Regions from separate parts of the Mus musculus genome. Here all the other regions are linked to region 2. Evidence: chromatin loops called from intact Hi-C (ENCODE). Cell type or tissue: left cerebral cortex. All regions are shown on one strand.

Evidence for each region. Hi-C counts contacts between places; a loop is a spot of excess contacts. Peaks named below come from ENCODE experiments on the same cell type or tissue, not always from the same donor. Only the 100,000 strongest peaks of a DNase experiment are listed, where the experiment ranks them.
Region 1: a loop joins it to region 2, with 5 times the contacts of the local background. A loop is called at or near these places in 16 of 42 quality-filtered maps.
Region 3: it touches region 2 in a loop (2.3-fold over the local background); 3 of 42 quality-filtered maps call a loop at or near these places.

Annotation. Positions count from the first base shown.
Region 1 is chr1:136,163,244-136,171,243 of GRCm38, forward strand. Kif21b (kinesin family member 21B) reads left to right here. Exons shown (of 35, transcript NM_001039472.2): 27 at 1,775-1,888; 28 at 3,919-3,957; 29 at 5,944-6,080; 30 at 6,746-6,926; 31 at 7,899-8,000. Among named protein-coding and RNA genes, the nearest start is that of Kif21b, 36 kb to the left of the region's middle. In left cerebral cortex, CTCF peaks have their summits at 4,650 and 7,100 (motif pointing right); DNase peaks (open chromatin) are centred at 1,876, 2,359, 4,550 and 7,081; H3K27ac peaks cover 1,608 bases.
Region 2 is chr1:136,048,414-136,056,413 of GRCm38, forward strand. It overlaps Ascl5 (achaete-scute family bHLH transcription factor 5), which reads left to right and starts at 2,391. Exons shown (of 1, transcript NM_001270609.1): 1 at 2,391-2,957. The coding sequence starts at 2,391. The coding sequence ends at 2,957. Cacna1s (calcium channel, voltage-dependent, L type, alpha 1S subunit) reads left to right here and starts at 4,398. Exons shown (of 44, transcript NM_001081023.2): 1 at 4,398-4,639; 2 at 6,166-6,271. The coding sequence starts at 4,488. In left cerebral cortex, a CTCF peak has its summit at 3,246 (motif pointing right); DNase peaks (open chromatin) are centred at 2,098, 2,659, 3,260, 4,473 and 3 more places; H3K4me3 peaks cover 898 bases; H3K27ac peaks cover 4,252 bases.
Region 3 is chr1:136,255,437-136,263,436 of GRCm38, forward strand. It overlaps Gpr25 (G protein-coupled receptor 25), which reads right to left and starts at 5,490. Exons shown (of 1, transcript NM_001101516.2): 1 at 3,478-5,490. The coding sequence starts at 5,437. The coding sequence ends at 4,361. In left cerebral cortex, a CTCF peak has its summit at 873; DNase peaks (open chromatin) are centred at 4,912 and 6,663; H3K4me3 peaks cover 1,659 bases; H3K27ac peaks cover 1,444 bases.

The sequences.
Region 1 (8,000 bases), 110 kb after region 2:
TGCTATGGCCCAGCTGGCCTCGGTCATTCAGCTTTGCCATGGACCCTAGCCAGCCATGTCTGGTACGTGCTCAAGAGATGCCGTCTCTCTCCACAAGGCACCTGGAAGCACATAGCTAAACCACAGGCTGGAAACTCCCAGTGCGCACTCTACCTGGATGGCCCGCAGCAGCTTTGATGGTGTTGTCCAAATGAACTTTAGCCTCTTTTTGTGGTCTTAAAACCTTCGTAGTTTCCATCTTTCAAAGGCTTCCTTCTATGAGGGAGCTCAGACTATCAAGAGAAGTCACACTGGAGTGTCCAGTTAGTCAGATACACAGGGGCCCAGCTCTGCAGAGTTCCCACACATATGACCCTTTATGGCCCGACAGTCATATACTTAATCTAGAGGTTTGGTGGCCTTTGCAGCTAAATAGTGAGGCATTAGGGTTCAGAGTAACCATTGCAGCCTGCCTTGCTGAGAGGCAGGAAAAGAACCTGCGCCAGCCGCCAGCCTCCCATCTTTGCCAAAGCAGATGCGCATAGCACTGGCTTGCATGTGCTGCTGGTGGAGGGGAGTTGAACGGACATCATCTTCAGAGAACACGCTGAAGTTGTGGTCTGAGGGTGAAGCGGAACTCATGAATCTGGTCCAAAGGGAGGGGAATGTAACGACAGCTTTCCAAAGAGAGGAATGAGCGGGCCAGCAAGGTCATAGACTCTTCCTTGAAGGAACTGTCATTTCTCCCGGTTCAAGCATTCTGAACACTGAATCGTTGAATCAGAGTCACTGGTCTCAGGGAGGATGAGGGCTGTGTTCCTGTGAGATGACTGCGATGTCAGCATCAGCATCACCTTTTATTAGGTCTGTCTCTATTTAAAGGCACCCTAGTTACCGGATGCTATTGCTTGTTAGTACTGAGCTCGACCACAGCACTGTGGCACCAAGGAAGCTTGTGTAATCTTTCCCAGCTTTCTAATGCTTAGCAACTTCTGAGAGCACTGTCCCATTATGCATGCCTTGGGACCAGTTCAGTGATCAAACCCACCATATTGGGTCTGGTAGCCCACATTTGTAATCTTAGCACCCAGGAAATAGAGGCAGGAGGATCATTTGCAAAGTCAGGGCCAGTCTGGTCTACATGGTGAGATCATGTGTCACAACACAAACAAAAATCAAAAGCACCGTTAAGAAGCACAGAAGGCAATAATAAATAAAGGTTGCAAGCAAGGCACCATCAGGACACCTGCTTCCAGGGTCGGGGTGGAAACAGCCTCTGCGAGAAGCACTCATGCCAGTCACTCAGAATTTTCACTACACTGCTTTGTCTAAGTCTGTGATTCACATAGAAAAGGACTGTGGGACTGCAAGCAGATTCCAACTAGTAGGTGAATCTCCAAATACGCTATGAGGAAGTGATTTTTAAGAGGCTGAAGAGATGGCTCTGTGCTTAAGAGCACAATCCATTCTTCCAGAAGCCCTGGGTTCAACTCCCATCTCTCACGGGCTTCCCTCGAGTTCTAAGGTGTTTGGTGCTCTCTTCTGACCTCCGCAGGCACCACACACACACACATTGTGCATTGACACCCGCCCACACCAAATCAAATCAAATAAATATAAAAAAACAAACAAACAAACAAAAACAGCTTCTAGGATCTTGACTGGGGCCAAGCAGGTCTGAGGTCCCTAACACAACAGACTCCATCCTCTGGGGCTCCCCTGGTGGGAAAGAAGCTAGGTGGAGTTATGAGCAAGGGTCTGATCACCGATGACTCTCTCTGCCCTCATTTCCCAGATCCACAGACATGGGATTCACACCTCCCTCATCACCTCCCACTCGGCCCCGCAACGACCGCAACGTCTTCTCTCGTCTCACCAGCAATCAGAGCCAGGGCTCAGCACTGGACAAGTAAGGGCCTGTGGAGAGCCAGGGAAGGAAGGCATTGATGCTGGGAGGGAGCCTGCGGGACGGGTTAAGTGGGTAGACTCCAGCCCTCCTGTCCCGGCTCCTCTGAGCCATGAGGCCCTGACAGTAGCATCTTTTCTGTACTGACCAAGGGTCTCTCCTTCCCCTCAAGCATGCTGGGACACCAGGAAAGGGCAAGAGGGAAGTTACCTCACCAGGGTGGGACAGTCAGAGTCAGTTATGGTGGCCTTGTGAGGCAAGCATACCAGAGGGTGCTCTAAAGTGCCCCCTTTTATCTGCTTCTGCTGTCTTTGCTGTTCTTGGAAGCCCTTTCTTTACTGTCTCACCTGATTGCAAGAGCTTTACACAAGGTCCCATGATCCTTGAGCACTGTCCAGCAAGCAGAGACCACTGGGTCATCCCCACATGGGAGCCTCACCTGCAGCTGTACTGCAAGCTCCTGTTGCTATGCTACAGTTGCTATGGGGTACTCAGCTGTACTCACAGCTCCTGTTGCTATGCTATAGTTGCTATGGGGTCGTTCTGTTCACAGCCATCCCTGTATTCAGAAGGTCCTTAATGTTGCTCTGCAGTCTGCTGTACATGCATAATTCCAGTTGAACTGTCAGTCAGCCCAAGGATGGTCTGTCCTCCCAGGTTTGCATAAGAATATGGGCCGAAGCAGAGCCCCAGGGCTCTCTCCTAGAGAGTGGCTCAGAGTCTGGGGCTGCTGACTCTAACGGAATAACTCTGACAGTGGAACTTTTCCTTGGGGCAAGCCCCATCATCCCTGATTTCACCTCTGTGCTCCCCCCAAGCCCACTGTGACCATCCTCAGCTCTGTAGCTCCTCAAAGGACACCTTCCTTTCCCCCTAAAAGCTTTCCTTCCACGAGGAGCAATGATGTTGTGACCCTCAGGGGAGCCTAAACTGTTGACTGCTTGCTGTACATGATACAGGCTTTGCCCAGTCTCTCACATAAGTACCCCTTCTGGCTCGAAATGCTGCTCCCTCAGTGATAAGACCATGAAGGCAGACCCAGAAGGTCAGCATCCTGACACTGTCCTAACCCCAGGCTTGCTTCAGCTCAGCTCCTACTGAAGGGGCTGTGGGTGTGTCTGGCCCTCCTTATCATAATACAGTTCTCGCCCCCAGTGCCATGCAATTGACTTGACAGGCCACTGTTTATTATTAATTTCTTTATTCTGTTTTTTGAAACAAGGACTTGCCATGTCTCTAGACTAGAAAACCTTGTTCTTCTGCTTTAGCCTCTTGGGTGCTAGGATTACAGGCATGTGCCACGACATCCCGCTTAAACGGGTCTGTCTTCTGTCCTTCCTTCCTTGTTCCTTTTCTCCTTCTTTCCTTCTTCCTCTCTGTCTCTCTCTGTCTCTGTGTCTCTGTCTCTCTCTCTCTGTCTCTCTGTCTCTCTCTCTCTCTCTCTCTCTCTCTCTCTCTCTCTCTCTCTCTCTCTCTCCTACTCCCAAGAATTGGGCTAGGATCCTGCCCATCCTAGCCTGCTCTACAGGCTTTGGGCCTATCCACTAGTCCAGTCTCGGGACCCACATGTAACAGACTTAGCTTCTAGACATGGTCTCAGCAAGGGAAGAGCAGCAGGGCTGCTTTGCGACCTTGGGCAGGCTTGTGCATTGCTGGGGTGATGCAGTTAGGCCCCAGCTTATGTAGTGTGGGCCAACCAGAGAGCTTGGAACTAGCAAAGAGACCTGGAACCATCTTCCCAAGAGTGGGCTAGCCTCCCACACCTCCCGTGGCTCCCTCCTCACCCCTACCCTGCTAGCTGAGAGACCCCCTGGTGGCCCACTGCTGGGGGACTCTCCCAGCTCCCAGGCCAGTTTGTCCCCTCCCCAACCCCACCACTCTCCTCGAAGGCCTTCTTCCTCTGCCTCTCTCTGCCTTCCCTGAAGAGAATAACCGCCCTCTGACCTCCCTGCGCTGTTGCTGCTGCTGCTCCCGCCATCCCTACGTGTGTTTTCCTCTCTCCCCTAATCCAGCTAATTTTCTGCCCTTCCCAGGTCTGATGACAGCGACTCCTCTTTGTCGGAGGTCCTGAGGTACACACAGAATGTCTCTCGTGTTTGACTCCCCTTCCGCTCTCTTCTTCTTCTCTTTGCCTCATGCTCCACCAGCCCCTCCTGCCTGTACGCCTGTCCTCTGCATGCAGCCCCTCCTCTCCCCACCCTGCCTCTTCCATATCCCCGTCCCTCCTGAGAGTGCCTCTCACCCCATGGTTCCTCCCTCTCATGGTGACCCCATGGCCTCAGACTATGCAATGCCTGGCTAGAGCTAAGGGCTTGTGGCGAGGGAGGGTGCAGTTGCTTGTGCAGAGCCCTGTTCTCTTCTCCCTACCCCCCCGGGCAAGGTGGGGGAGGGACATGGAAGCCTGGGTCGGAACGGAGGTGTAGCAGAGCTTTGCAGAGTGAGAGGTACCATGAGGACCATGTCAGCCTGCTAGTCCTTTGCTGAGTGTCACTGGCTATGGTGGCTGTGCTTGCTTCTTTGTAAGCTAGCTCGTGTTGGTGGGTGAATCTTACAAACTTCAGCTCCGAGGGAAGCAGTGCCCTGCTTATATCTCTTAGCATGCAGTGTGTGGGTGTCTCCTCCCCGAGCCCATGGGACAACCAGAGGCTGGTCCCTCAAGCCTACTGAGCACAGATTCCCCCACAGCAAGGGGTAAGACTTGGGACAGCAGAAGGCTCTCTTCTAAAGGCCGAGAGCTCCCTCTAGCTCTCCACGCATGTTCTCTGCTCACCAGGCTCTGTCCCGTGGTTAGCACCACTGATTGATCCTCCTGTGCAGTAAGGCCTTGCCAGCAACTGTTACCTGTATGTAACATGCCATCCTCTTCAGAGTGCAGGCTCTTGATGATACAGGTTACGGCAACCTTGGCCTAACGCAGCCTATACCTGTATCCCAAGTCAGGAGCAAAAGCAGCTCGGGGAGCTACTTCTAAATGTGTTTATATGGCAAGTAGACAGCCTGACTAGTATTCTGGTGTTGCACCAGCCACAAGCAAGTCTGCCATACTGTGTAAAAGTGCCACAAGTGGGATCTTGGCCACCTGGTAAACCCCAAGCCACTGCGCTTCTGTCAGCAACAGCGTTGTCTTTTGAACAGCTTGAATGTGGTTTTAGATGTAGCCTGGCTGGGTCTCATCCCGAAACACCTTCCTGAGACAGAGTCATCATCAGAACCCTCATGCTGACCTGGCTTTATTCTTTCTTGCTCATGGAGCACTGTGCAGAACAAGCAAGTGCCATTCCGGGTCCAGGCAGGCTAGTTCCAGAGAGGCCCGAGCATCCCAGCCCCAAGATGGGCTGTGGTCCCCTAAGGTTATCTATCCCTTTGAGGTTTTGGAGGGGGACATTATTTGTTGGTTGGTTTGTGTTTGACAAGGTTTTCCTATATTGCCAGGCTGGCCTTAAGCTCCTTTTGTAGACCAGTCTCGCCTCAAATTCACAGCAATCCTCCTGCCTGAGCCTACACAGTGCTGGGATAACAGTGCTGATTTATCCCTTTGTAAGTGACGGGCACAGGTTTGACTATGTTGGTCCAAGTAGGGGCTCTTTGTAGATGCCCAGCCACCTCACTGCTGGAAGGTGCCAGCCCCAGAACACTGACTGGCAACGAAGTACGGGGAGGGTAACGGCCTGGATGTCCTTCCCTCTCTCCTTCCCTTCCCCCATTTTTGATCACCAAAGAAGCATGTAGGCTGATGGGAACTACAGAGACCTGTTCCAACACTTGGGCTTCTGCTCTGCCCCACCAGAGCTGGCTGCATGCTTATCTCTGGCTTCAGGTTAGGTAGCCTTTCCTACCCTGTCCCTTCCAACTTGCCTGGCATGGGCGTCTCCTGCAGTGCTAAGGATGGCAGCCACAGCTCTCGCTGGCTCTCAGACAGTGGTGATGTTTTGCTAGCAGCCTCAGTATCTCTCATGAGTCATTGTCCCCTCTCAGCCCAGACCCCTCTCTTCCATGTGCTTCAGTCAGCCTGGCCCCTTGGCTGACTGGCACATCCTCTCTCCCTTTCTCCCGGGAAGGGGCATCATCACCCCCATTGGCGGAGCTAAGGGAGCGCGGACGGCCCCGCTGCAGTGCATCTCCATGGCCGAGGGTCACACCAAGCCCATCCTCTGCCTGGATGCCACCGATGAGCTGCTTTTCACGGGATCCAAAGGTTCGTGCCGACTTGAGGGGCCAGCAGCGTTAGGCTCGGAGCTCACACACCCAACCACACCCCTGGCTGAGCCTTCCCTCCCATGCGATCCTGTTGGCTCTACCATGACCCACTCCTCCAGGTCACCTTTCTAGAAGCGTCTCTGAAGTCCCAACATCTCAACTCTCTAAAACCATCACTTCCTCCCCAACATTACCCAACACCCACATCATCTCCGCAGCTGCACCCAGGCAGTTCCTCTGGTCTCAGCAGTGGAAATTTATAGTCCCACAACCAAGTCACCATAAAAAAGTTAAAGCTTTGACCAGAAGAAAGGACAAGTTTGTATCAGACATACATAATAGGAAACCTGTGCATGCATATGTGAATATATGTATGTATGTATGTATGTATGTATGTATGTACATATACAAATATGAGGAGTTAGCTACCAACTGAGGTATGATTGATTGGCTCCAAGGTTTTTTATGTTTTCTTGATGCTTGGTCATTTAATAAGCAGGAGATTTGTAGGAATTTTATGTCAGTCCAGGACACCTCACAAAGATCAGAGAACTCATGGTTATTTAAAGCTCTCAGCCCTTTCTTGGTCTCCTGAGTTTTTATGAGACTGCACATGCATGCACGCCTGCTTCTCTCTCAGACTTGTTTCCCTGTATCTGGCAGACCGTAGCTGCAAGATGTGGAACCTGGTGACAGGGCAGGAGATTGCAGCTCTCAAGGGTCACCCCAACAACGTGGTTTCTATCAAATACTGCAGCCACTCGGGGCTGGTGTTCTCTGTGTCCAGCTCCTACATCAAGGTGTGGGATATCCGGGACTCAGCCAAGTGCATTCGGACACTCACGTAAGTCTACCACTACTTGAGAATAGTGCTTCCTTCCCTGCTGCGGTGACCAATAAGCACAGCACAGCCTGATTGGGTGAGCACGAAGATCCTTTGGCCTATCTCAGTCCTCCAAGCTCAACCATTTGAGATGGCCTGCATAGATCCCAAAGACCAGCAGATGGCAGCAGCCTCCAAAGCCAGGCCACACAGATGTGCCACCCAGCATAGCATGTTCCTGCTTGTAAGGACACAAACCTTCCAGAAGTCAGGTTTTGTCCTTATGTGTCCACTATAAATCACAAATTGTTTAACTTGACAGCTGGAAAACAGACACAGAGGGTATTTAGGGCCCTGAATTTATTCTGCATGATGCAGTAGTCACAGATAACGTTACGCATTTGACTGAATCTGCAGACTATAGAACACCCAGAGTGAGCCCTGCTGTATGCGATGAGCTTGGGTGATGTTGGGTCCATTATAGGTTCGCGTACTGTAGCACAGGACGCTGTGGGGCGCGGGGCACTGACAATGGGGGAGGCCATGCACAGTGGGAAAGAAAGACGCGAATGGGAAAGCTCCACCTTCCACCCAGTTCTGCTGTAAGCCTAAAGCTGTCCTTATTTATAGATTTATTTATTTATTTATTTATTTATTTATTTTAATGAAGTCTGGGGGCTGGGATGAGGAAACAGGCACGGAGAAGTTAAGTGATTTCTACATGAACCAGCCAGCTTCAGAGCCTCTCCCTGGACTCTTAACAGGCTATTCAAACCTACCCACGCACACCGACAGGTCGTAGAAAAATGTCGAATTGAGTCAATCTCTCTCCTTGGCCCTGTTTTTAGGGGAAGCTGTTCTTCCCAGATAGGGAAGGAGGCATCCTGGAAGAAGTGGCTTTCTGAGCTGGCCTGTGTGATGTTTTCTTCGTTTCCCGGCCTTTGTGGGTAGACTCTACTGACCTCTGGCTTTGCTTTTCCCCCCTCTGGGTAGGTCCTCAGGCCAGGTGATCTCAGGAGATGCGTGCATAGCCACATCCACCCGCGCCATCACCAGTGCCCAGGGGGAACATCAGATCAACCAGATGGCCCTCAG
Region 2 (8,000 bases):
ATGTTGAATCAATCATGAGAAATTGTGTTCCTAAAATTGTCATTAATACAAATAAACTTCTGCCCTCTGTCAGATCAAATATAAGCAATCAAGTCTCTATTTCAAAAAGTTAAAGACACAGAACAATCCTGGCAAGTATCTTGAACAATCTTTATGTGCCCAGCATGGTGTGAGGGACTTTAGCTTTAAAAGAAAAAGCTTTAGCCCTGCCCACTGGGATTCACGTCCTGAGTAAATTCTCAGATACTCAACCTGGACAGCACAGGCTGGGGCCTGGGAGCCCCACCAGGAGAGCTAGAATCTTGCCAAAGCTGACTCTTATTATATGTCAAAACTACCATTGGTGGGAGGCTCTAGAGGTCAGCTACAAAGAGCGGGAAGATAAGAATTTTAGTCCTGATGATTCATACGTCAGCTTCCACCTTCTAGCAAGTGTGAGACTCTGAGACTTTGGATCCTTGTTGGTTTGTTGCGGGAGGGTATAGAGGACACTCAAAAATCTGAGGTTGCCACCGGCTTCTCAGGCAGGGAGAGGACTGGCTCTTTTCTGCCAGATAGACAAGGCTGAACCACAGCCAAGACCTCGGGATGCCCCCACTCTCTCAATGCAGGTCGACTACTCACCCATCAGTAAACTCTGAGCATCGTCCTCAAAGAGTAGAACGAAGAACAGAGCTACGAGCACTCCAAGGACACTTACGAACACTGTGAACACACACGGGGACAGGGAGCAGGGCCAGAGAGGCAGGGCATAGTGCTCAAATCTGATATGCACAGCTGATGAGCTCTGGCAGCACTTAAACTCAACACAGACCAATTATTTCCTAAATAACAGTTTTCTAAAACCAGGGAATGGCTACGTGTAATTATGCCCCACCCTGGCAAACCCAGTTTTTGGCCTAATCCTCTTTCTTGGTTATTCAGACAGGATTTATGAAGCATCTATTACATACTAGGGACATGGCTCAGCTTGGCCAGGTACAGAGTGAGTTCCAGGACAGTGAAGGTTACACAGAGAAATCCTGTCTCCAAAAGCCAAAGGGGAAAGAAAAAGATAGAAAAAAGAAAAGAAAAGAAAAGAAAAAAAGAAGACACCTTGTAAGGTGCCATAGAGGAGAAAGCCAAGAGGGTTTGAGACCCATATGTCCTCCTGGACCCATGTGACCTGGGACAGGGAAGGGGAAGGTGACAACAGTCTGCGGGGCAGGAAGCTTTGAAATAGCTAACCCCCAGGGCTTTGTAATCAGGGTTATCTTTCATTCACCAGAGAGGGGCTTGGGCTAACTTGAGATAGTTGCTCCAACTCCTCCTGCTAGTTCGATTAGCTCCGTTAAACAATGGTATTACAGTTAAATGTGTCTCTGTATGGATATGTGCAGGTGGACACAGTGCTCTTGGAAGCAAAGGGACTCTGATCCTCTATAGTGAGTGTTACAGGCAGTTGTGAGCTCCTGGCTGCTGGAAACCCAGTCCTCTGTAAAAAGCAGTACCTGCTTTTAATCACAAAGCCATCTCTCTAAACCCCCTGTCCCAGTAGACTGTCTCAAGTTTTAGTTGTCAGGCCCTGGAAGGTAGCCTTGAGGAGATGATCTGAATTCTCAGAGGAAATGATATTAATGGCTGCCGTTATCTGCCAGGCCAAGTACCGGGTGCTTTGGAATGTGTTTGTACTCTTTTGGTTCTCATCTTAGGAACTATAAAGGATGTTTTCTGTCTCTCCAAATATGGAATTCTGACTCTAAGATGTATGTCACTTGACTATTGAGGAGTGAACCCTAGATTTGAGCTCAGACCAACAGTTCTCCAAATCCCCGCCCTCTTTCCTCTTGATTGTTTCTGGAGATAGGAGTACCACAAAGGCCTTTCCTTAGTGATATGTTCACTTTTCTCTACTTTTAGCAAAGTTCTGGGAACTCTTCTGCTGAGCTGACGGGCTCTCCGCCTCTGCCCACATCCCCCGCAGATCCGGGATCCTGCAAAAAGATCCAGTGAGGAACAAGAATTGGGCGCTGGGGGAATCTGGTCATGGAGGCTCGCAGCTAGAGCCAGGGGCAGTGCTGGCGGCCTTGGACTGCAGGAAGAGGCAAGACTCTCAGTCCAGGAGGACCAGGCAGGGAAGAGGGAGAAAGTGCTCAGATTGCTCAACACATGTCACCGCAGGCGCGACCACAGCAGATACCTGCTGTGCCTCTGCTAGCTGCTGCACTTGTCCAGAGCTATGACTCACATTAAGGAGTCCAAGCCAACCCAAAAAGGCAAAATGAAGCCTTAGCAACTCGCAGCACCCCAGAGTGCTAGCAATGTGACTTGTCCCCTTTGTCAGGACCACACAGAGCCCGTGCAGAGGCCTTTCAGAGGGCCTCACTCTGGGTCCAGCTCCACGAGGCACAATGAACAGTAACTTCTGCCGAGCTCTGGTGGACCGTGGGCCCCCGGGGGGCATGCAGCTAGGTGTCGTGGCCCCTGCTGGACAGACGCCGCTGGCAGCCACCGAACCCTTGAGCAACGTACCCTTTCTATTGTACCCCGGCCACTCCGAGCCGCCTTACTACGACGCCTACACTGGGGTGTTCCCCTACGTGCCCTTTCCCGGCGCCTTCGGGGTTTACGACTACCCGTTCGAGCCTGCCTTCATCCAGAAGCGCAACGAGCGAGAGCGGCAGCGCGTCAAGTGCGTGAATGAGGGCTACGCGCGCCTCCGCGGCCACCTCCCCGGCGCCCTGACTGAGAAGCGGCTCAGCAAGGTGGAGACACTGCGCGCCGCCATCCGCTACATCAAGTACCTGCAGGAGCTGTTGAGCGCCACCCCCGACGGCGCGCCACCTCCCGCCACCTCCCCGCCGCCCGCCCACACGGGCCACAGCAACGTGCCGCAGCCCTCTTCCTTGGTGGCCGAGTCCAGTGGATCCCCCTTTTCCTCGTCGCCTTTTTTGGAGTCGGAGGAACCCAGCCTTTGATCTGGCCAGAGGCCTGGACTTGCCCCTCTAGGGAACAGCTTTGGGGGCTTCTGGGTCATCTGTGCGGGACAAAGAACAGTGGTGTTCGAGGTCTGTGATCCCACCTCCACCCACTTGAGCCAGATGTGAGGGCCTGGGGTAGAGATGGCGAGATACGGATCCCAGGAGCTGATGTCTGCGGTGAGGAGCAGAGCCCTGGACAGCTCCTGGACCAGCCTCAGCGAAGCTCTGCTGTCCACCACACCAAGTCCCCTGGAAGTCAGCCACACTTTCTGTTATGCCTGAACCTTCCACAAGATGGCCTCAAATACTAGCGAGGAGCTTGATGGCCTCTAAAGAGCAGGAATTCTGAGGGAGGGACGAGGGAAGTGAAGACAGGCAGCTGCTTGCATTCAGCACCCTGGAGCTGACAGACTTAGGGGAAGTGTGTGTGTGTGTGTGTGTGTGTGTGTGTGTGTGTGTGTGTGTGAGAGAGAGAGAGAGAGAGAGAGAGAGAGAGAGAGAGAGAGAGAGAGAGAGAGAGAGAGGGAGGGAGAGGTCGCTGGTGCCCATTGGCTTCCTTGACAGCGAGTGATCACCTCCCCTCTCCCACCCTTCAGTCTCTTCTGGACTTAACGCCTCCCCCACCCCAAGACTTGTAAGCTTCTAGGGTCCACTGACATTGTGTTTACATCAAGGACTAAATAAAAAGGGATTGTTGAATTTTGTGATTCCTGAATTATTGTCTATGCCCACCCTCCACCTTGCAATGTTTGCTAGCTGGTGCAGTCACCTAACATTTCCAGAGAGATTAGTGTGTATGCTGAGACTGAATATGGGAGAGGCCAGGGTTCTAGGGAGAAAGCACACAGACATTGTCTAGTGAGGGATTGGAGGACCAGGGGCCCTGTGAGAGCAGTGCACATTCAAGGTTGCCTGGAGCCTTTCCCTCTGGTAGGAGAGGGGCTCCATATTTGCCAGAAGAAGGCATTGGGGGCGGCAAGTGTGAGAGGGTCCTGGGCAGATCCTGACAGACACTGAGACTGGTGTGAGTGGAGCTATGCTGAGCTAGGCCACCACCCAACACATTCTCTGGACAGAGCCACGGAGTTGGGGTGGGGAGAAACTTAATCTCCATCTAAGGAACCTGTTTGGAGTTTGTGGCTCTACTCCACGGGTTCCTCTCCCTGACCCTCATTGCCCCAGCTGTGAAGCCTTCCTGTCTCCCACTGCCCCTACCCCGTCTCAAGCCTGGATATAATAAGTCACCCCTTTACACCCAGCCCTTGCCTCCTCGGGGGCAGATGGGGATGTCACCGGCTGGACTGGAAGGAATGACAGCTGCCTGGCCGCAGGAGCCTGGGCTGGGCAGCAGGGGCTAATTTTACTCGCTGGGAGCAGAGAGAGTAATCCTCCCGCCCCCACGCCCGACCCGTCTGCCTGCCTCAGCAGGATAGGCTCAGTCAGGTCCAGTCCCCAAGGTGGGGGCACTGGGGACACAGGGAGGAGAGGGCAGTGGGCTGGGGGAAGAGAGGGGTGTCAGGGAAAGCCATGGAGCCGCCCTCACCCCAGGACGAGGGCCTGAGGAAGAAGCAGCCGAAGAAACCTGTTCCTGAGATTCTGCCGAGGCCCCCGCGGGCCTTGTTCTGCCTGACTCTACAGAACCCCCTGAGGAAGGCCTGCATCAGCATCGTGGAATGGAAGTATCCTTTCTAGCACCTGAGCGAGATGGAGCAGGGAGTGGGTGGGAGGCAGAGGTGGAAGGTACGGGGTGGTCACAAAGCTTGGACTTTTAGCATCAGGGTGACCCAGGCTCTTGGGAAAGGGGTGAACCTACACCTAGACCAGCAAAAGGAACCTTTGCGAAAGCAGGAAGGGAGGTCTCCGCCACAATGGAAAGGGGCTTCTCGGAGCCTGAGGACAACTCTCGGGTCATAGGGGAGAGCCACTGAGCTATTGAGCATCTTGTGGAGGGCCTGTGTTCTTAGGAGTCTTTCTAAGTGTGTTCAGGTCTCTGTCATCATGGGGGTACCACCCAAGATTTTGAATAAGATGAAGGACGGAGCAGCTCCTGAGGAAATCCTCCACAGAGGGAGAGTGGAAAACGATTGACAGTCCAGGGACAACTTCCACTGGCTAGAGTCCCAGTTACAAATGGAACTGGAGAAGTGGATTCGAGGGGAGGCCTGCTCTTATTGGCTCCTGGATGCTGGCGAGCAAACTTGGATGTTTTAGCTCAGAAGTAGTACCCTGGGGGACAGGGACCTCAATCTCTCTCTAGGTTTGTTCTGGAAATAACAATGATAATATCTGGGCTATTTGGGGGGAGTAAGGAGGGGCTGCAGAGAGGAGGCCCGTGTTGAGTGGGTTCTGAGAGAGTCAGGAATATTTGAAATATTTTTGACGTGCTCTGGAGGAATGGGATTCCATCAGCTGTTCCTTGGGAAAATGGAGAATGAGGAGTAGCTGGAAGGATACGGGAGCCATGGAGAGACAGCGGGTCTGGAGTCGAGTCTGATCCGCATTGCTACACTCTGCCAGGCCACATCACGTCCAGCCCCCTTCCTCCTTGCCCTCTCTGGTGAGAGCAGCTTCCCCTGGCAGGGCATCCCTTTTCTTGAGCCCACTCTCTTACAGATCTATTCTGTGCTACTCCCCCCCTCATCCCCCATCTCTCTTCAAAAGCTGAAGCTTCTGGGATGAAAACAGGATTTTATCCAAATCTGTCTACATAGCGTGCCTTTCGCTCCCCACCCCGCCTATGCACCAAGGACTCTGCCTGGCTTTCCCTCCTCACATTTGCTTTCTAAATGACCAGCCAGTCAGGAAGGGTGGCACCCAGAGTGCCCTCATGAATTAGCTGCTGGAGGGGGGGAGTATGGGGGGGAGGTGTCCTGGGAGTGCAAGCCTGCACACATGAGTGTGTACACATAGTTCTGGGGCGTACGGGGGGAGGGTGTCCTGGGAGTGCAAGCCTGCACACATGAGTGTGTACACATAGTTCTGAAAATCTGGTTTTCCTCCCATTTCCCCCTCTCCCGATCCTACTCAGCCTGAACATAATCAAACTCCAACCCTACCCCCGAGCCACTTTGGGGTACAAGCCCCCCGCCACATGACTCTCTCTTAGCATTATAGTGACTATTCAGACTGGCCTTTAGGAATTTCATGCCCTCAACCCCACAGATCCCACAGATGGCTCCAGGGCTCTCCTTAACCCTGGTTGCAGACCCTTCGAGACCATCATCTTGCTCACCATCTTTGCCAACTGTGTGGCCCTGGCAGTGTACCTGCCCATGCCAGAGGATGACAACAACACTCTGAACCTCGGCCTGGTAAGCAAGCCTTCCCACCCTTCCTCTCAAGCTCTGCAGCTCCAGCCTGGGAGTCACTTGGTTTCTGTGGGAGATGCTGCTACCGTGGCTCCCTCACAGCGTAGACTGGCGTCCTCACTGCTGAGCTACTGAGTGGCCCCGAAGCTTCCCAGACTAAACGTGTTCAGCCCAATTCCATGATAGCTGTCAGACAATATTCACAGTGCCAAGCACCCAACAGGTGCAAACTCATGGCGCTTTCCCAAGAACTCTCAGAAGTGGTACCAAGACAGATGTGGAAGGCTGGGCCTCAGCAAGGTGAACCAGGGGTGCTGAGCATGAACCTCCTTCCCTGGATAGACTCCAGAAGGTTGCCTACACTGAGCTGCTAGGGGCATATGATATAGAAATCTGTAGAAAGGGCATTACAGGGCTACAGTGCCACTCTCTGCTGCCCCTTCACCAGCAACACAGCAAATTCTGCAGTGAGTGGTTTTCATCTTTGAATCATTGAATCTTTACAGTGATCTCTATGGTATAATATTAGTCTAAAAAATAGATAATAAATGAGATAGATAGATGAATAGATAGATGGATGGATAGATATAGGTAGATAGATAGATAGATAGATAGATAGATAAAAATAAAACAAAACCCTGGAATCTAGGTACATCATGCAGGGTAGCACCCATATAAGCTTCCAACAGGGCCTCATACCCTGGTCTTCCTGTCCAGGCCTCATACCCTGGTCTTACTGTCTTTGGAACTTGCTCTTAAGCACATTTAAAAAATATTTTTATTTATTCTTTGCCTACATGTGTGACTCTGAGTGGGTACTTATAATGTCCTCAGAGGCTAGAAGATGCCATTGGATTCCCTGGAGCTGGAGTTAAAGGCAGTTATGAGTTTCCCAATGTGGGTGCTGGGAACTGAACTCAGGTCCTTTGCAAGAGCAGTACTCACTCTTAACCACTGTGCCACCTCTCCAGCCCTTGGATCTTGATGTATCCTTAATGTATCCAGCCCCTTTCTGTTAGATGTATTCACAGGGTGGCACACTTCTAGAGAAGTCTACTAAGAAACAAATAGCTGACAGGGGATATGACTCAAGGGTGAGATACTTGCTCAGCATCCAGGAGCGCTCAGCTACCTCTCTACTAACACACACACACACCCACACACACACACACACACACACACACACCAGGACAGTTCAATGGAGTCCCATACTCCAGGGCTTTTCTCTGCACTGAAACCACAGAGTTTGGCGAGAGGAGGCCAATCTGCATATATCCAGGGCCAGAGTGCCTCTTTCTGCCTCTTCTCAGGCTGGTTTCCATGGCAATCTATTCTGAATTGGGGAGAAGCTGGGTGCTAAATGTGTGCTTGCTGGAAATGGAAATAACAGAGTTCCTGGAATGGAAGGGGAGTGGGACTCAACGAAGGCAGGGCAGTGCAGCTTCTGCTGTCAGAGATGCTGCTGTGTGCCACTGGGGTCTTCTACAAAAGAAGCTCAATTACCCGTGTCCATGGACTTAGGGAGAACTCTTGGCCCACCCTCTGCTTCATGACTTCATAATTTAATTCCATGTGCACTTTAAGAAACTGAATGCTTTTGGTAGTGTGTGCTTATGATCCTAGCCCTGGGAAGGTGGAGACAAAAGGATCCCCAGGGCTCACTGGCCAGCTTTCCCAGTGGAATCAGTGAACCCTAGTTCCTAGTGAAAGACTCTAGCTCAAAAATCAAGGC
Region 3 (8,000 bases), 210 kb after region 2:
CGAGGGAGGGGCGGAGAAAGGTCAGAATTAGTCACAATAGGCAAAAGGCCATATGCCAGACTCTGCCTGGAGGTGGAGTTTCCCTCTCTTCTCTTCCCTTTTCCCTCCCTACCCTGTCCTGCCCTCACCCCATCCCATCCCACCCCCAAACCTAGCTTTCTTACCTCTAGGTATAAGCGCTCTGTTGCTGAGTTAGAGCCTCAGGCCAGATGTTGACCTTTTCAATCCCAGGGCAGCCCCACAGGTTTCTCTACAATAAAAAGATGGGGAAGAAGATGAGAGCCTGGAACATGCTCACCCCAGGGACGAGCTCCTGGGACACATCTGTCTGAAATACCACCACTCAAAAAGTCCTTTCAAGAACATCATTTCCTTTGATCTGCGACACAGCAGAGCAGATATGATCAGTCCCAGCTTCAGCTCAGAAGCCCGGGTGAGGGGCCCAGGGACAGGCAACTGAACGTGACTGGGGGTGGGGGTGGAGGCAGGTCCCACTCTAATTTTAGCTTCCTTCTATTGGGCGCATCCATATATTGCTAACGGCCCTTGAAATGCTTATAAACATTTTCCAGGAGGAACGCAGGGGAAAGGTGCTGTAATTCTGTCATTCTAATACGACTGTTGTTCACAGTTATTGCATTTTCTTCTAGCCTCCCTCTGTGCCCTTTAATAAAGTGTAACTATTATTGTACATAGACTGCAGTGCCATTTCTTTCATCCTTCACCGTGTCTTGCGCGAGGACACAGACCTTGTAGCAGAAGTTAACCCCTGCTGGGTGGAGACACTGCTCCAGACACTGGGGACACGGCCTAAAATCAAATAACAAAATTGCCTGTAAAGAGAGAGACAAATAAGCAAACAAGTAAAATGGCTGCTATTCTCTTAGTGAGCAGCAGGAGAAAAGATCTTACTTTTTGTGCCCAAACTGTGAGGGATAAGAAATAACAAAAAATAGTGTTGATCCAAAGGAGACGGTGCTGGCTAATTTTATAGCAACTTGATATGAGCTACCGTCATTTAGGACAAAAAAAATTCTTTAATATTTTAGAAAGATTTATTTACTATATGTGAGTACACTGTTGCTGTCTTCAGACAAACAAGAAGATGGCATCAGATCCTGTTAGAGATGGTTGTTGAGTCACCATGTGATCGATGGGAATTGAACTCAGGATCTATGGAAGAGCAGTCAGTGCTCTTAGAAACTGGGAAGGAGGTTTGAGCAGGGGGACATCTCTCCAGCCCTGGACAAAAGAATCTTAATTAAGAAAATACCTCCACCCAATTGACATGTCTGAAGCTTGTGGGGGTGATGTTTTTTCTTAATCAGTGGTGATGTTTCAGGGCACAGCCCATCAAGGGTGGTGATACCTCTAGGCAGGTGGTCCTGAGTCGTATAAGAAATTAGCCTGAGCAAGACACAAGGACCAAACCAGTGAGCAGCACGGTTCATGCACATGAGCTCAGTCCCTGACTCAGTGATGGACTGCGATGTGGAACTGTAAGCTGACATAAACCCTTTCCTCCCAGGCTGGTTGCAGTCATAGTGTTTAATCACAGCAGTAAAACCTTACCTAAGAGACATGTATGCTTCCCTTCAACAGACCCAAATGAACAAGTTTACATCCTTCGAATAACAGCGTAAGGAGGGTATTTTAACTTCTGAAATTTTACTTCCTTCCTCTTGGAAATTACCATCAACAGTTCCTGACTTCTCCCTGAATGATATTAAATTCTGCATTTTAGTCTATCCTGGCCCTGAAACCACAGCATTGCATTTGGGCAGTTAGGGGTTTTCCTTCTAGGTGTAACTCTTTAAAAATTTCTCTTTCTCAGCAACCCAACTTCCGTTGTTTAGGATGATTGAGTTAGGAGGGAGCAGTGGTAAAAGATGATAAGGTAAAGGAGTATGGGCATTCGAGGGCAGGGGCCATGCACAGCTCTAAAGTTCTTGATGAATACCAGCAACTGCTTGCTAAACCATTTCAGTTTGCTCTTCCTTCACAAACCGTTCTTAGCTCCTGCATCCACACTTCGACTCCCGCCCTCACTAGGAAATAGGTGCTCATTCTCCTCAGAGTGATGGGCAATCACTCTAAGGAGTGCACCAGAGTCCAGTTGAGTGCCACACTCCAAGACAGGGAGATGTTCTTCTTACGGCGCAGAGCTCTATGCTGGGGCGGAAATGTCAGCTTTCAGTAAGCGCTGCAGGAGGGGACATGAAAACATCCCATGGGCTAGGGAAGCTGTCTGTCTGCCTGCCTGTCTCTCTGTCTGTCTCTGTCTGTCTTTAGGTAGCTCACTCAGCTGAGATCGTGGAGATGAACTTGAGAGGAGCTCTGTCCTAGCAGCCTAGAGCAACACCAGCTCTGTAAGCTTTAGTCTTGCCACACATACCTTGATGGAGGTCAGCACTCCTGTCCCTTCGCCCCACTGATAGGGAAAGGAAGGACTATACTATAGATGGGCTCTTGGACTTGAAAGCACCTGAGGTACCTCTTCCTGGCTCAGGTGACCCTTGGGCTGCAAGCCTTGTTGCTCTCAGGGCATATATGAGGACACTCAGAGATGTTCTTTTGTTTTGTTTTGTTTTTGTTTTTGTTTTTGGAGACAGGGTTTCTCTGTAAAGCCCTGGCTGTCCTGGAACTCACTCTGCAGACCAGGCTGGCCTCGGACTCAGAAATCTGCCTGTCTCTGCCTCCCGAGTGCTGGGATTAAAGGTGTGCGCCACCACGCCCAGCAGAGATGTTCTTTTTGACAAGAGCAGCTATAAGATGAGATCAAAGTGGGCTGCGATGCTAAATACACTCCAACCAGTGGTCTCGGATGCTATCGAGAATGCAATGGAGCTAGATGAGGAGAGCAGAGGTGAGCAGGTTAAATAGCCCAAGAGAATGCCCTCCTTCAGACCCAACCTGGCACTGAACACCAGTCTGTGTTGCTAACTCCAAGGTCTAGGACTTGGTTCTCGGCCCAGTCAGGGAATGTCTTTCCCTCACTGATCAAAATGTTTGTAGGCTAAATCCTCTCAAGTAAAAACATTTACTTTCTAAGCCTTCCGGAAGCCTCAAAGGATAAACCAGAGACTGAAACGGTTAATTTTAAACATTTGTACTGGAAAAGCTCCCAGAGTGTGGGGGTGGGGGTGGGGAGCCTGGACCACATTTAAAAATCAAAATTACACATCTCTTCTTTGAAATGGCACCTGGCAGGCAGATGCCGTGCATCTTCCTCATTTTTTCCTTTCATCTTGTCACTATCTCGATGTGCGATGTCCTTTAAAAGAATGAGACTAAGTCATCCTCTGCCCGCTGAGAGTACCACACTCGCAGGTGCAGCTGGCGCTCCCAGTACCAGGGTCACACAAACCATCACCCTGAAGGGCCTGAACTACTGAGCTGAGCTTTGTCTGACTGTGTAACACACCCTTCTGACACCCATCTCGCTCTCGATGTTCAAATCAAGACACGGTTGCCAACTAGGGCCAACAAAAGTTTTTATTGAGATGTGTGTTCACAGAAAAACCTGGGGTCCCTGGCTGAGTGAGGGAAAATCTGAACACCCACTGAAAAAATTCAGATGCCAGCATTCAGAAGGAAGGCCAGAACTACTTTCAGGGCGAGTCCCACAGGTGTCTCTAGATGGGAGAAGGGTTGCCACACCAGTGTGAGGTAATGGGTGGGAAGGACCAAATTGCTCACAGGACTGTTCACGCTAGGGTTAGTTTCCATGTCTTTCGTGAGCCTTTGAAAACGAAAACCCGAATTGGGGATGAGAAACAATATAGATAACATAGTGATGACTGGAGAGAAGGGGGGGGGGCGGGATAGAGGGGGAGGGAAAAGGGAAGAGGGAGGGGAGCGGGAAAGGGAAAGGGAGAGGGGATAGAGGGGGAGGAGAAAAGGGAGAGAGAGGGAGAGGGGGAGGTGAAGAGGGAGAGGGAGGGGAAGAGGGAGGGGAGGGGAAGGGAGAGGTGTTTGAGATGGTGTTGCTAGAGGGCTGACCAGGAGAAGAAATTCCTCAAAGGACAATGGCTTTTGTAGGGGCAAGAACAGTCAGGAGCAAGAAGGACCTTTGAGAGTCTGGTTTGGATATTTGGGCTGAATTACACAGAATGAAGCAGAGAACAGAACCCACTTCCCTCCCATCTACTAGGTGAACCCGCTTCTCCAGGTGAGTGTCTACAGCTTTTCTTGCCCTGGAGAAAACTAATATAATAGCCCATCCTTCCCCATCGGTTTGTGAGAACAGCCAGCCCCAACAGCCAGCTCCGAGAAAGCTGATGGGCAGTCCCCTGGCGCATCTGCAAGCACATGGTTCCTCTCTTTGAAGCACCGTTCCACCTGCGCCATCCCGGGGAGGCTACCAAGTGGCCGAGGCAGAGTTCACCTTCGGGGACCGGCCCCGGAACACCGAACTGTCGTCCCTGGAGAGCGAGGAGGCCGAGCTGATCCTGCGCACCTGGCGCCCGGCGCGCGCGCACAGCCCGAACCGGGCCCGGGCGCGGAATGAGCGGTCCAACAGGAGGTAGATGACCGGGTTCGCACTGCTATTGACGAAAGCCAGGCAGGTGGTGACAGTCAGACCCCAGCGCAGAGCCAGCAGCAGGGAGCAGGGCAGCGGCAGCGCCTGGAGCCGCGCCAGGTGGAAGAGGGAGCGCAGGACGCCGAAGGGCAGCCAGCAGCCCACGAAGACGCTCTCCACGGTGAAGATGATGCGCAGGGAGTTGCTCCGGGCCCTACCGACGCGCGGCAGGCGGCGCGACACGCGCCAGTAGCAGATCAGGGTGACAGCCAGCGGCAGCGCGAAGGTCAGTAGCAGCAGCAGCAGCCCGACACCCTGGAGCGCTTCCCAGGGCTCTTCGGCGCACTGGCTGCCCACGCCGTCCAGGCTCGGCTGCAGTCCCCGGTAGAGCAAGGCCGGCAAACCCGCCAGGAACGCCGCAGCCCAGGCGGCGCCGCACACGGCTCGCACACAGCGCGCGCTCCGCAGCGGGCGCGCGCTCAGCGGCCGGCCCACCGCCAGGTAGCGGTCCACGCTCATGCCCGCCAGCAGCAGCGCGCCCGCGCAGCGCGTGACCGCCAGCGCGAAGCTGCTGACTTTGCACAGGCCGTCGCCGAAGGGCCAGAGGCCGCCGCGCGCCTCTGCCGCGGCCCACAGCGGCAGCGTGAGCACGAAGCCCAGGTCGGCGGCCGCCAAGTGCAGCACGAAGGTGTCCACCAGCCGCCGCGGCCCGCGCTGCCGGCTCAGTAGCCACACCACGAAGGCGTTGCCCGGCAGGCCCACGGCGAAGGCCGCCAGGTAGAGCGCTGGGATGATGGCGTGGCCGTAAGGCAGGTTCCAAGCAGGGCACAACTCCACTTGGTCCAGGGAGCCCGAGCCCGAATAGTCCCAGGACAACGTGCCCCAGCTAGGACTCCAGGGTTCGGTGGACTGCATGGCCGGGGTCACCGGGCCGGCGTGCATCCTGGCGCAGGGCGGCTGCCCTCTCTGAGCAGGAGGGGGTTTGCTTTTCACAGCCTGTGCCCAGCACCTCCCTCCCTCCCTTCCTGCCACCCTAGGCCGAGGCTTTGGGGTGAGAAGAGTGTGGGGCTGGGAGGGGCAGGCCTCTGTGGTGGTGATGTTACCTTCCAAGTTGGGGCTGACCCAAAGGGAAGGGCACAACTGGGTATTGTGAGATGTCCTTAGGGCTGAGAGAACTGCGGCCACTCAGAATTGGTGGCTCATCATTTCTGGGTGCTTGGCCTAGTATCTGGGGGAAGGGAGTGGGACTCTGAGATAGGGTGCAAGGGGCAGTGGGTGCCGTAGAGCCCTAACCTGTTCTCGATTCTCACCAGGCGTTTCTTTTCTAGTTTTTAGAGGGGGGGTGGAGGGTGGGGAGACAGACCAGGCATGAGGGTTTCTGAGGGAGGGCAACGCCTCGGCTTCCTTCTCTAATCTGCTCTGCTGTGTAGCACTTGAAGGGGTCTGAAGGTTGAGGGAGATTCCCTTGGTGCCCGATCAAGAATTGGCACCACAGTTCTTGGACTAATTAATAGCCTCCTAGGATAAAAGACTAGACGTGTCACCTGGAGTGACACTTCTGTCCTGGTCCAGGCCTCATGGAGCCGTGTGGAAAGGGTCTAAGCTAGAGACAGAAAGTGTAATCAGGTGGCCCTGCTGGAAGGGGGCCAGGCCCCTGGGTTAACCCTCCTCCTCCTCCTCCCCATACTTCAAAATCTAGCTGATAAGTCAAACAGGGTTATAACCTCTATACAAAAGATGACACAAAATGGCCCCTAACAATCCAACAGATTTGCTATTCTAAATCATGAGACAGTAGCTCTGAGAGTTCTTGTGAACTGATGGGAAAGGGTTTGTGGCTAAAGGGGTGCAGGATGTCTAAGCTTTGTTCCTTCCCATTCCACTCTCAGGGGACCTCTCTGTGCAGCAGGCACTGGCTTCCTCTGCATTGCAAGAAATGCATTCTTGACCTCAGATCCCTTCTCGAGGAGGGGAGAGACACAGGCTGTGTGTGCAACGGCCAGCCTGCCATCAGTCAAACTGTGGTACAGGTTTAAAACCACGTCCACTCAGCGCTTAGAAGGAGGAGCTGTTCATGCTTCGGGGAAAAGGTCCGCAGAAGGGGCGACAGTTCAGGTCGGGTCTAGGAAGGGGTTAAAGGTCAAAAGGAATGGCAAAGCAGAGAGGATGAGCCAGCCCAGGAAGGGATAAAAAAGCAAGTATACTGAGACATGCAGGAAGACACTGGCAGGCTGTGGCCTGATCCTGAAGGCTTTGGGCATCAGTCTGATTTGGCAGGACTGTATGAGTCACAGAGGGGGAAGGCTCATCAAGCCACAGGGACTCCACAGGGGGCTGTTGTATTCATGAAGGAGTTAGATGGTGGTTGTTTTATTTTAGGGGGGGTAAGATCTTTCACTCTCATTAGGCAAGAGTCCTGCCACTGAGTGACATAGTTATTGACACTAGGGACAGAAAAGAGAGGATGTGTCAGGAGATACAGTACAGGTCTCCATGTGGAGAGACTGGAGGGAGATCTGGGATGTCTCTTCTTTGGAACAGTGTGGTAGCTGTCTCTGTCCTTATAGGGCCAGAGCACAGAAGGGCAGCTGTGTGTGCACCCAGATTGACATTGATTGGAAGTAGGATGCTAACATCACTTATGATCCAAACCTAGGCACGTCTGAGAGTGAAAGAGGCATCGTCAGCAATGGATCCCGTGGCTCCATTCTGGGAGCCTCAGGACCCCACCTGGGTCATTTCCTTTCATATACAGAGCCACCTGGCAGGGAATAGGAAGTGGGATGGAGGGCTAGATGGTTTCCAATTTCCATCCCAATCCAGTTTTCACAGCGTAGGGGGTTTTAAGCTAGAGAGGGCGGGTGTAGCCAGATTACATTTTTGTGAGGGGAAAGGGCCTAGAGTTAATTTTCCTCACCTGACTCCGTCCTGCAAAAACCTATCCATTAAATCAAACGTGTGGGGACTGGGATTCATGTCTAGTCTGTTCCGGCCAAGAAGTTTTTTCCTTGGGCTGCTGAGATGACTCAGTAGGTAAAAGTGCTTGTTATTAAGCCTGTGGACCTGAGTTCAAGCCCCAATCTACACAGTAGAAAGAATGAACCTACCTCCCCAAGCTGTCTTCTGATCACACTCGTGCTATAACACACAGGCTCACCCCCCACCATGTATACACTCATGCATACATACACACACGCACACACACACGCACACACACGCACACACACACACACACACACACACACACACACACACACTAAAAAGGCACAACAGTTTTTTACAGACTATCTCTCATGCCAGCTACAAGCTGGGAAAAGAGGCTGCAGAGTAAACCTCTTTGTGGACACCTCAGTTTCTAGACTTGGGCTTTCTCCTAAAGTTCCTCCACCCACATGGTGTTGGTGAGCTGCGCCTACCTCCTGGTTAGCCAAAGGGGCTGCCGCCTCCTTCCCTGGAAGACCAGCAGGACCAAGCCCAG